2 separate regions of the Homo sapiens genome follow, and region 1 is linked to region 2. A link is a contact called in ENCODE Hi-C data. All regions are on one chromosome and are shown on one strand. Each heading gives the region's core, a stretch centred on a gene start or an enhancer-like site at or near the end of the contact. The rest is flanking DNA. Distances are from core to core; before and after follow the strand shown. Region 1 overlaps NIBAN1 (niban apoptosis regulator 1). Region 2 overlaps COLGALT2 (collagen beta(1-O)galactosyltransferase 2).

The links. Hi-C counts contacts between places; a loop is a spot of excess contacts on that map. Pooled maps may share reads with other maps.
Region 1: a loop to region 2 is called in a map with no recorded cell type, with 12 times the contacts of the local background. The contact joins two enhancer-like sites. A Hi-C loop is called at or near these places in 2 of 37 single-sample maps with no recorded cell type and 5 of 50 pooled maps.

Annotation. Positions count from the first base shown.
Region 1 is chr1:184,862,321-184,868,839 of GRCh38, forward strand. The region is part of intron 5 of NIBAN1 (niban apoptosis regulator 1); the gene reads right to left. Among named protein-coding and RNA genes, the nearest start is that of NIBAN1, 110 kb to the right of the region's middle. Within about 2 kb of position 4,796, at least 10 of the 41 ENCODE cell types and tissues checked have a DNase peak (open chromatin) inside an H3K27ac peak, as active enhancers do.
Region 2 is chr1:183,953,674-183,959,634 of GRCh38, forward strand. It overlaps COLGALT2 (collagen beta(1-O)galactosyltransferase 2), which reads right to left. Exons shown (of 12, transcript NM_015101.4): 7 at 1,089-1,165. Among named protein-coding and RNA genes, the nearest start is that of COLGALT2, 81 kb to the right of the region's middle. RefSeq lists a silencer at 2,159-2,323. Within about 2 kb of position 3,143, at least 5 of the 41 ENCODE cell types and tissues checked have a DNase peak (open chromatin) inside an H3K27ac peak, as active enhancers do.

The DNA of each region.
Region 1 (6,519 bases), core at 3,546-6,045, 910 kb after region 2:
TTTAAGGTGAGATCTCACTATGTTGCCCAGGCTGGAGTGCTGTGGCTATTCACAGGCGCAATCATTGTGCAGTACAGCCTTGAATTCCTGGGCTCAAGCGATCCTCCTGCCTCAGCTTCGAGAGCAGCTGGGACTACAGTGGTATGCCACCATGCTCAGCCCTCTTACCAGGTTTTTGTTTTGTTTTGTTAAAATAATTATCTCCATATTTATTTGAAATAGAAAATGAACACATTTTTTAGCAATACCAAGCATCTGAAGTCCCAGGTGCAAATGAAGAACTTGAAAGATCCTAAAATTTTGAGCTTCCATGGCAGAAGGCATATCTTCAGTTGCCTGATTTTATTTCTTGGTATTTCCCCTTTTTGTTTTTAAAGAATTCCATATGCCCATCTCAAACACAGAAAAGAAACAAATCTCCCTTTTGTGGTCATATGAGAAACAGCAGCATTAATTGGAAAATATCAGAATATTGATAATTGTATAGCCAAGCTATCCCACAGTTTTTCTTTTCTTTTTTTTTTTAATAACTTTTATTTTAAGTTCAGGGGTAAAAGTGCAGGTTGTTACACAGGTAAACTTGTGTCATAGGTGTTTGTTGTACAGATTATTTCATCACCCAGGTATTAAGCCCAGTATCTGGTATTTATGTTTTCTGATCCTCTCCTTTTTCCCACCCTCCAGCCTCCGGAGGCACCCCTGTGTGTTGTTTCTCACCAGGTTTTATTAGTTTAACATTACGTCCTCCTTAAAAGAGTTCTGAGAACCTCACGTGTAGCAGTTCATTCTCTCCCTCCTCATCACCACACGATGCGGTAGGCATTACTAGTTGACCTGTCCAATGTTCTCTGCCCTATGAAGCTTTGAACACTAAGGTTATTCTCTTTCCCACACTCTCAGTTGGTCTTATCTTCCTCTGGAACTACTGATACCTTATTCTTAGGACAACAAGAAGAAAGATAAGTTTATTTTTGTTTTTATTCTGGCAGACACAGAACTGACTTGAGGCTTCACCTCTGATATTCTGGAAATGTTGTTTCTTCTAATACAATAAAAATGCAACGGTGTCTTCAGAAGATGCATGTAATAGATGCCACCTGGGGACTTTAACTGAGTTCAAATTAGTTTTTTTTGTTTGTTTGTTTATGTATTTTTGGTTTACAGATTCAATTTCTATTTTCAATTAAATAAAATTCCCAGAAGCAAGCAACTGCAATTGCAATTTCAGAATCTAGATTGCCTACATTTACAAGAGACACTTTTACCTTCTGGAGCAAAACAAAATATGTCTGATCCTTCCTCTACGTGACAAAAGATATTTGAAGATTTTTTTCCTCCCTTCAACCACTGTCAGGTTAAACATAACCCAGTTTTCTCAGTCATATGACCTGGTTGCCAGACCTCTTACTATTCAAGCACTGGACATACTCTAGTATGACCAGCAATAAGCAGTAAGAGCAGAGATCTAGGTATTCATTGGTTTAATAGCTTAATTAGCTATTGTGACCTTAAATAGCTTTGTGACTTTAAATATACTTCTTAATTTCCATGAACCTCAGTGTCATCTGAAAAATGGAGATAAAATTTGTTCCTCCTTAGTATTGTCATAGGGATCGAAAGAGCATACATTAAACACTCAGTGTATTACCTGGCATTCAATAATTGGTTGCTAGTATTGTTACTTTCTAAAATCCCTCTTCAAATGTAGCAGGAGAAACTGAATATATAATCCTTTAGTTGTCAGGCTCTTTAATACACAACAATTACGAGCTTGAGCTTTGGAGTTAAACATTCAGGATTGAATTCTGAGTCCACCACTTGATAACTGCCTACCTCTAGGCAATCTCCTTTAGCTATCTAAATCTTGGTTTCCTACGGACAATAATGCTGTTTAACTAAAAGGATTGTTGTCAGCCTTCACACAGTGCTTGGCACACGGTAAGTGCTCAATAAATATTAGCAATGTGAGCTATCATTAGTATTTTATCATTATAATTGGCAATCATACTTCTGACAAACTATAACGTACAAACCATTTCATTTTTATTTTCTTCCTCTAGGAGCTATATAACAGCCAATAAACACTTTATAGGTACATTATTCTAGTCTGTGAACAAGTGTGAATTACACATTTGAATAGGGTGAATTTAGAGGAAGCTGTTATCTTCCCTGACATTATTCCAGTAACGGAAGCCACTTCATTGTGAGAGGAAGAGTCTGCAGAGGTGAAGAAATGTTGTTTGGGTTCTTTTGTTAAGTCACTTCTTCAAAAGTGATGGTAAGTGTTACAGTCACCAAGGTGACTGTAAAAAAAAATACGTAAAATGAAAATAGATGCATTAAAAAATAATATTTTATTCACAAACTAGACATCTAACAAAGGTCTAATATTCAGAACCTTTAAGGAACTTAATTGAACAAGCAAAAAACAAATAATCGCATTAAAAATGGGCAAAAGACATGAATAGACAATTCTCAGAAGAAGACATACAAACGGCCAACAAACATATTTTAAGAATGCATATGTACCCTAAAACTTAAAGTATAATAATAATAAAAGAAAAAAAAAACATTGGCAGCATTTATAAGAACTAACTAGTTATAAGTAGTTCACTAAGAATGACCTCATCACAGGTTTTAGCTGAAACAATATAAAACTAAAGAGGTCAAAAAAAAAAAAAAAAAGAATGCTCAGTATCACTAATCATCAGAGAAATGCAAATCAAAATCACAATGTGATACCATCTCACACCAGTCAGAATGGCTATTACTAAAAAGTCAAAAAATAACAGATGCTGGTGAGGTGCAGAGAAAAGGGAATGCTTATACATGGTAGATAGGAATGTAAGTTAGTTCAGCCACTGTGGAAAGCAGTCTGGAATCAGCCTTGGTGCCCATCAACAGTGGGCTGGGCAAAGAAAATGTGGTATATATACACAATGGGATACTACACAGCTATTAAAAAAAGAACAAAATCATGTCCTTTGTAGCAACATGGAGGAAGCTGAAGGCCATTATAAGCAAATTAACACAGGAGCAGAAAACCAAATACCTCATGTTCTCACTTATAAGTGGGAGCCACACATTGAGTACCAATGGACATATAGATGGCAACAATACACGGGACTATAGAGGTGGGGGAAGGGTACAGAGTTGAAAAACCTAACTATTGTATACTATGCTCAGTACTTGGGTAACGAGACCATTCATACCCCAAACCTCAGCATCACACAGTATACCAATGTAACAAATCTGCACACGTACCCCCAAATCTAAAACAAGCTGAAAAAAAATAATTTTTAAACAAAAAGAAAGGATGCTTAATGGGTCACAGCCAACAAAACAGTGACTTAAATAATGGCATCATGCAACACATTTCACTTTGTCTGGTCAGTCTCAGTCAGAAATCTAACTGCTAAGATTGATTTTCATTAATCATCCAAATAATAAGCCAAAAATACTGTTTTATGTAAAGGAAGGCTTAAACACAAATGATAGTAGGCGATGAGGAGCATGAGAAAAAAAGTTGTAAAGCTGATGGAAAATGAAAAATAAACAAGTAACTGCACAGATAGTCAAAAAAGAAAGCAAAATCTTCCAAAGAAATTGCCTTTGCTGTTAACAAGTAAAATAGACCTTTCTCCTAAACAATCCGGAATGCTTTATTAACTATTCTTATCATTTCCAGATGCTTTTTCAAATGATGACCTACTTCCCATGCTCCTTTATTCAGTTAAAAAAAAATGAGTATGTGCTTACTACACCCCTACACTCAGTACTAATGGCTGAGATGTAATAGTAGATGGGCATAGACTTGGCTTCTAGGAACTCCTAGTTTTAGGAGTCAGATAAATAAATAGTCAATGATGACATGATGTGATTAGAACTGTGATGGAAGTAAGGACAGGTACGAGAGAAGGAAGGACAGATGAATGGACAGATAGAAGAAAATTGTGGGGCTTTCACCTACCTGAAAGATTAAGAAAGGTGTTCTGGTGGAAATGACATTTAACCTAAGGCCTTCAGAAAATCAAATTTAGGAGTCCAAAAGTGAGCTATTGGCTTAGGATTTAGTTCTAAGGGCTGAAAGATGCAGAGGGAATTGAAAATAGTGTTATAATTCTAGGATGTGTTCTTTGGAGGAAAGTTAAGAAGACACGAAATGTAATTTTAAGATGATAATGTGTAACAATCCACTTAACCCAACTGTCAGCTCCCTATAATAATATTTCAATTTCAAATCTGTTCCCTTCTCTTAAGTTATGAAATTCACATTTCCAGAGACATCTAAATTAGATCATAAGTTTCTTAGATTCCTGACCTGGTAAAAAATATACATGGTATGAAGAGAACAGTACTGTGTTCATTTAAAGCCACCAAATATGGAACTAGAAATCAGAAGAAAACCAGAGATGGCAAAATTTAGACCAATGGCAACTCACTCATCTATGCTGGTAATTTCACTACCCTTCATCCTGACCAAACCCAATCATAAATGTCAATCAGCCTATCTCAAAATTAGTGATATTTAGAACTTCACCTAGCAATTCTAGAAAGCTTTTGGCTTGCAAGGTATCTATGAAAGAAAGAGTGGAAGTTTTGCACCCCTTTCATCTAATCAAAATTCAAAATTTCTTCCCCCTTCTATTGTTATTCATTTATGAGCACAGATGTGCAAAAACCAATTCATTTTAAAGTCAAATACTAAATATGATGACTTACATCTGTACAAAAATCTGAAGTGCAGTACCGATACTAATGCGGTGACATCAGCAAGGCCAAACAGGAAGCTGAGGTATAGCCCCCATCACACACAGACACTCTCTCTCGGTCTCTCTCTCTCTCTCTCTCACACACACACACCCCTACACACAAACACACACACACACACACCCCAAAAGTGTCTCAGCTATAATATTGCATTCACTTAACGAATAGCCTTATTGCAAAACTTTGTGGTTTGTGACTAGGGTCTATTGTGCCAGGAAAAATATCTCCCTCTGTGCATGTTAAGCTTCTTCTGACAAGAAGCACTAGAAAGATACAAACCACCTATGTTCTTAGCAAGAATGACTCATTATTATTGGCACAAGGAGAATACAACTTTGTGGTAAGGCTTTTTGTTCTCAACTTGAAAATACCTAATCTGATATCCTAAAGCCTGGAGAAGAAAAAAAGAAGGATATCTTCAACTATTATCCTCCTCACTAGGGATTTAAGAAGGAAAGGACAATGGCTAAGGTGTGTGATAAGGTTACATCCTGCTTGACCCACCGTGTTTCCTGGAACAGAACCACTTGGGCTTGGGCCCGAGTTCACTTAAAGTGAGATGGAATGAGGCAAAATGATGTTCCTGATCTATTTTCTATTTCTTTTATTCCACTTATCCTGGAAAGTCAGGAGGAAATCATCCTCAAACTCTCCTCTGTTAACTGAGTGGGATAGCCTTACAAATTGAGTTTGGTTTATAAGCAATGACTGTGTTTTCGGTTTGTTTTGCCCCCAGCATCTAAGACAATGTTCTGGACACAGTAGACCCTTACCTTAATAGAGGCTCTTTTGTTCCAGCTTTTGTCTACCCCGTCACTTAAAGTGTCCCGTGTCACACAACGGGACAGTGTGGCAGTCTAATAGTTTCTAGGGAAAGGTGGGGAAGGAAAAAACAACAAATGAAGAGAAGTCTCAGTTCCTTTCTTAGCTGGTGATTGCATGAGCCATGCCCTGATCTCCCACCAGAAAGGAACTTGGCAGGGAGGGGCTTTGTCTGGTAAGATGTGAAAATGGGTGCTTTGCTTTCATTGCTCCTTCCTAACTTCCAACTTCCTTCTTTTTTACCTCCTTTTCTAAGCCTCTTAAAATAGAAATGTCCCACTAACACCCAGACGTTGTTGACTTGCAATATGATTTGTGGTCTCCAAAAGAAAATGCTAAAAAATTGTTTTAAAAAATTCAGGTCAGATCAGGACTTCCCCAACCCCCTCAGCAACAGCCAGTATGGGAATCCAGTTAACAAAAGAAAATGCTGAAAGGAAAAAAAAATAAAGGCTAAGTACTTAAAACACAAAGAACTGGTAATAGATAAGTACCATGAATTTTTCAACCCCACCCCTGCAACATATCCCACAAAATTATTCTCAGCTGTACATTTGCATAAACCAAGAAAATTCTAGCTTTGGAGAACATTTATAGAGTACACAGTTTACCACAGGAACACCCTTTTGGGTTAAGGCACAACTTCATGTTTAAAAGCAGAGAAAAGACTTAACTTCTGCATCTCAATTGTCACCTGAGTTTCAATTGATGTAGCAGCTCATGTCCCTCTCAAGTAGATATCAAGAAATTATCCATGTCAAGTTCAGTAGGAAGTGAGTATCCTCAAATCATCTGTTCCTGAATAAGGAATGAGATTAGATTTTTTTTAAAAATATCAGCTAGTCAAACACAGGGCACACAGTATGCGTTTAATAAGTACCTGCTGACTGAGAAGACACATGGTACAGTAGTTTAGAACACGGGCTT
Region 2 (5,961 bases), core at 1,893-4,392:
CCTCTCTACTACATGCAGCTCATCTCTTCTCATTCTGCCCTTTGTGGAAATACCATAGTAGCTGTTAACTCTTCCCCACTTAATAATCATGAAATATTCTTTCCCCCTTCCTGAAGTATAGCTCCAAATCAGTCTTACGGAAGAAATCTTAATTCCCAGTTCTAGCGTCAAATCCCTTTGAGAAGGCTGTACTCTGGGGACATGTACATATATGTATGTATATGTTACCATGTGATAAATAAGGCATCTTCCTTCGATTAATCAGTGGCAATTAGCACCAAGCTCGAAGCCTGATCTGTTACATATCCAGAGTCCATGGAAGAGTTCTCAGTTTGTGGACTCCTGAGGCACTGCCCTAGCTTCTAGACCACCAAGCTCCTTCTGAATACTGTTCAGCAGCTACAGGGGACACCCATGAGAGAGTCAGTGATGTGGAGTCACAATCCCTGCCAAGTATCTGTTACGCATATTACCAGGAGGGGAACCTCTTAATATTTCTGCTTCATTCTTTATACAACTAAAACTTAATAATAAATACTACCCTTAGAATATTATTAGGAAGTTCTTGCCTGCTGAAAGGCAGAATTTTAGAACAAATATGTTTTTTTTTCTTTCTTTGTCCTCTCAACCCTGCTCTCTAACCTTTTTCCATGGAAGAATAGTAGAAATAAAAGAAAGCACAGAAAGTTCCAGAATAGTTTCCACTTGCTCAGATGTGGCAGAATAAAATTAAAGTCCTCCATATCTAAAACATGTATCCTCTGTATCTTACTCTTGAATTTTGATAAAAAGGTTGATTAAAAATATCACAATATCTGCTCCTAGAAAATATCAAATTCACTTTCATTACTAAATGGTAATTTCTTTCTAAGTAAATGATTAACTACATTTATCATGATACTCCTTTTTTTAAGATAAGGAAACTGAGAACAACAAAAACCAAGTAGTTTTCCCAAGACCTCAGAGCCATTTCAGCAGCCAAGCCAGTCTTGCTGGCTCTCAGATGCAAGCTCAGGCTTGTGTTCCAAAATGAACACACAAGCCTGCACACGCGTGCATGTGCACACACATATAGACACCTTTCCTACCTCATCAAATCCCATCTTGTCTGGATATTTAGGGACAACTGAGACATACTGGGAGGGTTCCATTGGAGGACGGTCAACTGGAAGACACAAGAAACATGCAGAGTGCTTTGTTAATGAAAGGGTCAGAAATCAGAATTCCATCCGCATGCCTGATCTCTAGGGTTGGAATATAACTTGGAAATACAGGGCAGGGGACAATGGCAGCAGTTCTCCAGGATTGAGTAGCCACACAGGAACCCTGCTGGTCAGGGCACTGGTTTCAGGAGCATTTGATTATATGGAGATTGCAACATTTGCTCCACTTCCCTTAAGACTTATTTCAAGAATATTTGGGAGGCAGTTTAGGATAATGGTTAAGAGGAAGGGCTCCAGAGTCGGATGATCTGGGTCCAAACCTTGGTTTGCGAAGGAGTAGGAGAGTTAGGGGACCTCTTTAAGCTCATTTCTTTGGTGTAAAATTGGGATAATAGAAGTGTATCTGTGTTATAAAATTTAAATGAGACCTGCGTGCAAAGCACTCACCACTTTAACACAGTAAATGCTCAACAACTCTTAGCTATTACTTACTATGGCCCATGATGAAAGAGCTCAGAAATAGGCTAGAATTTTTACTGAAAAACACTTTTTTCTCTGCATTTAAAATTGTCAAAGTGGGGGACTATTTTTATCCCACCTGGGCAGGTTTAGGTGTGGGTGCGCAAAAGGTCCATTGCTTTAACAGGATCTAACCACAGAGAGCTGGCCCATGTCTAATGGGAAGATTCCAGCTGGGAGTGACACTACTTCTTCAATAATGAAAGTTTTATTTATTTGATACTCTAAAAAAGCTTCCTTTGCAAACTATGTATTTTAAAGTTTGGAAGTAATATTGGTTAAGAAACCTGAAAAGGCCTTGAAGAATGTTTAGTATTATAAAAATTCAAAGTCCTCGAAGAATGTTTAGTATTATACAAATTCAAAGTCCTCATTTGATTTTCCTTAAAGGGATAATACAAAGAAAATTTAAAATGATAGCTGGTAACTGGGTTGTTGAAAGAACTATGGGTAATGGCCATGACTACTGTAACGTATCTGTTCACCTCTATTCCAGGCACAGGAGAGGAATACACTCTCTTGCCCTTGAAGTTACTCAGGGCTATATGACTTTCTGGGGAAAGTTTATAGTGTGGTGCTGCTGCTCCACTCTCCAAGGGCTCCCCCGACACTGCCCTTGGTCCCACCACTGTGCTCATAGCGGCATGTGTGGATATGGATAGCAGATGTGAATTGGAAGCAGCCTGGAACATTGCATCAACACATGAAGGGCAGCTCCCAGGAAAGACACCTGCTCTGCAGACTTGGATAGCAAGAAATAAGCCATTGTTGTATGAAGCCAATCAGATTTTTATATTCCAGCATAACTTTGCCCATCCTGAGATACTGTCCAAAGGGTATGATCTGTTTAACTTCACTGAAATATTATAGAGAAATCCTGACATCCAATTTTACTTATTGGCGAATGATGTGAAATTCTAGAACGTAGTGAGACAGAGTTCTTAGGCCAAACACAAGAGCTGGTCTCATTACTTCAAACTTGACACTTACAGTCATATTTCTGTGCATATGCAGTGCATGTCTTTGTCTTCCCAATAGCAGCCGAGAATATTCTGGTCCTTTCTGCTCCACTCCACTCCTTATTAGTTTCTTTTAAAATCAATAGGGAGGGTCCACCAGGTACACGGTTAGGTTTTTAAGAGAAAGAAGCTTAATGTACCAGCTTCCTCCTGTTCATGATATTGTCTGAGGAGCTGTCTCACTCTCCCTCCTGGGGCCTGAGACTTGGGAAGATGTTATATTTTGAGTTACCCATTCTAGGCTGCTGGTCTCCTTTGGACTCACATGGCCTGTGTGGCTTTAACATTTCAGCCAAAGAGACTGCTTTTAGCCACTTTGTTTCCATCAAACATAGGCAGTCATTGCATTCACAGGACAAGTGTTGCAAAAAAAAAGCCACAAGTGGTTGGCTCCCGAAAGTCATCACTGAGCAAAAATATCAGAGAAGTGTGCTTGGGTTTTGCCACTGAAGGCAGCAGTAAGCCACAGAGGAAAACAGGAAGTGATACAGTGAGTCAGACCTAAGAAACTTAGTCTGTGGGGAGAAGGATGTATCTTTGCTGACAACAGACTTGAAGGTTAGGTATATCCTGGCTTCTGTTTGTAGTCATTTCTGACTCCATCTTTCATAATTGATCTGGTCTCTCATTAAATCCCTTCCTGGAAATAATCCTTCCCTGTACTGCCACTTGGGACAATGGGCTTCATTGCTTTCGGGATAGTTTCAAGATCTAATGTGAATAATTACAGCCATTGTTACAGAGGTCTTATCACTCACAGAACCCAGAGTTCTGTGAGTGATATATATATATGTCACATATATACTTGACATATATAATCACATATATTTAATGTTCACATGTACCATGGGATATGTATGAGTGTCTCTATTTTTATAGACAAGGAAACAAACATTAAATAACTTGCCCAAGATCACAGAGCTGATAGAGCTGGTATTTGAACCTAGGTCCTACTCCTTTACCGGAGCTCTTAATTCCCATTCCACATCATCCCCAGAGCTAGTCCTTGGTGGCCACTGGTATTAGCCAACCAGGCAACTGGGCTGGGTCCAGAGTAGCTCATTTAAGCCCAGTCATGTCTGGAATAGTACATGATAGATTGTACTTGGATCAAATCCTACCGCTTCTTCTCTATAATTTCTCCTGAACTTCTTCCATTGTTGCAGCCTAGCTTGGGTCCTTACCCACTATGCCTGGGCTGTTTTTGATTTTTTTCAAACACTTACATGCTCTCAGTCTTTCCTATTCTAATTAATCATGCTCACTGTTGTCAAAATAATCTTCCGCCGCACAGCTCTGTTCTCAACTGTAACAGTCACACTCAACACTATATTTAAGGGCTTAACAGGTTGCTAGGTGTTTTCATAGTCACCATGTAATTTTATCTTCACTTTTTTGTGGTGGTTTTTTTTTTTTTTTTTTTTTTACAAATAAAGAAACTGAGACCAAGCCAGATGTAGACTTGTCCAAGGTCAAATACTGAGTGATTGGCAGAGCTGGAACTCAGTTTTAGACATAACTTCAAGTCCAATTATCTTAATAATTTTTACATGATGTACTGTTGTCTCAAAATGTCAATACTGAGAGCAGGTACCTGAGACTTCCTATCACCTTATGCTGTAATTTGCAAGAGTAATCTCCTCATGCTTTATAGACCATTTAAATCTAACATCTTTATAAGATCTGGCCTCCTGTCATTCATCTCCCGAAGGCAGCACATCCCCAAATTCTCTGTGCAGCTTCTAATGTACTAAATGAGTTATCACATGAAAAGAGATGGGCACAGTGCTTTTAATAAGTGTTAGTCATTGTCGTCATAACCCTTCTCCCACCTCACTCAAATTCTTCAACTCTGATTTCTAAAACTCCAGTCTACAATTCAGAAATTCCCTGACCATCCCCTTCACAAGATTTTCAATTCTCGTCCACTGATGCCTGATAAAACCCTAATCCTGGTTAAACCCATTGCCCACTTACTCAGCACCAAGAGGACTACTGGGAGAAACATACACAATTGTGTTGACTGAGTCACTTCAAAGCTACAATCACAGATGTCAAATTGGCACTTGACACCACCAAATGATGTAAGTGTCCTTTCATAGTAAATTTATTTTCCCACTCTTTGAGAGATTGTATCTTTTGTCTTCTCTCTCCTAAAATCTCCAAAATCTCTGTCTAGCTCATGACTGACTGGCCTATATACTTCAGAAAGAAAATATTCAAAATCAAATTAGATCTACCTTTTCAATCCACCTCAAGTCCACAAACCAAACTGCATGTGTATCAATACATTCTGCCATCCCATCTGCCACAGTAGATGAAGTTTCTATCTAGTATAGCCTCTGCAATATTGTTCTGGGCTGCAACCCAGGACAAAAACCCTCTTGTTTTCACCTTATAATTACCTTCTCTTTTACATCATCAAGATCTCCTTATATACTGGATCCTTGTGACTGGCATAAAACATACTGTTATATTTCTATTTTTTTAAAAAAACAGTACAAACAACCTAACCAGAAAAACCTTTCCCTTGACCTCTTACCCCCAACAGCCTCCATCGGATTTCTCCATTTCCCCATCCCATCAAGATTCAGCTTTCTCATCTCCCCATTGGCTTCTCTTCAGTCCACTTGAATGGATTTGTGTTCTCATCATTGCACTGAAGTGGCCCATGTCAAGGTCATCACAGACCTCTCTCTTGACAGAACCAATGACCAATTCTTTATCCTTATTTTCCTTGGCTTCTCAGCAGCATCTTGGCTCCGTCTTGAAACACTTCTCAATTTTTCCTCCTAGCTCTCTGGCTGTTTTGTCTTCCCCAGGGATCTGTCCTCTTCTCATCCTGTGTTCTTTTACTACATGAGTTCAGACTGTTCCACAGCTTCAAATATCCTTCTGATGCTGATGATTCTCAAATATCTGTCTCTAGCTGGAGTTTCTTCCCTGAACTCCAGACTTATATATCCAACTATCTTCTGCCTTTCTATTTAGATGCCTATTAAATATCTTAAACTTACGTGACCAAAACTAGCTCCCCAACCCCCAGTCTTTTTCTATAAAGTCTTTCCCATCTCAGTAAATGGCATATCAGGCTAAAATCTTGGACTCATCTTGATTCCTTTCTTTCCTTCATGGACTGCATTCAGGTCTCTGTAAGTCCTGTTGCTCCACCACCAAAATATATCCTCAACCTGTCTGTTTCTCATCAACTCCTTGCTAGAGCTCACATCCCAATCACCATCATGTCCCACCAGGAGAGA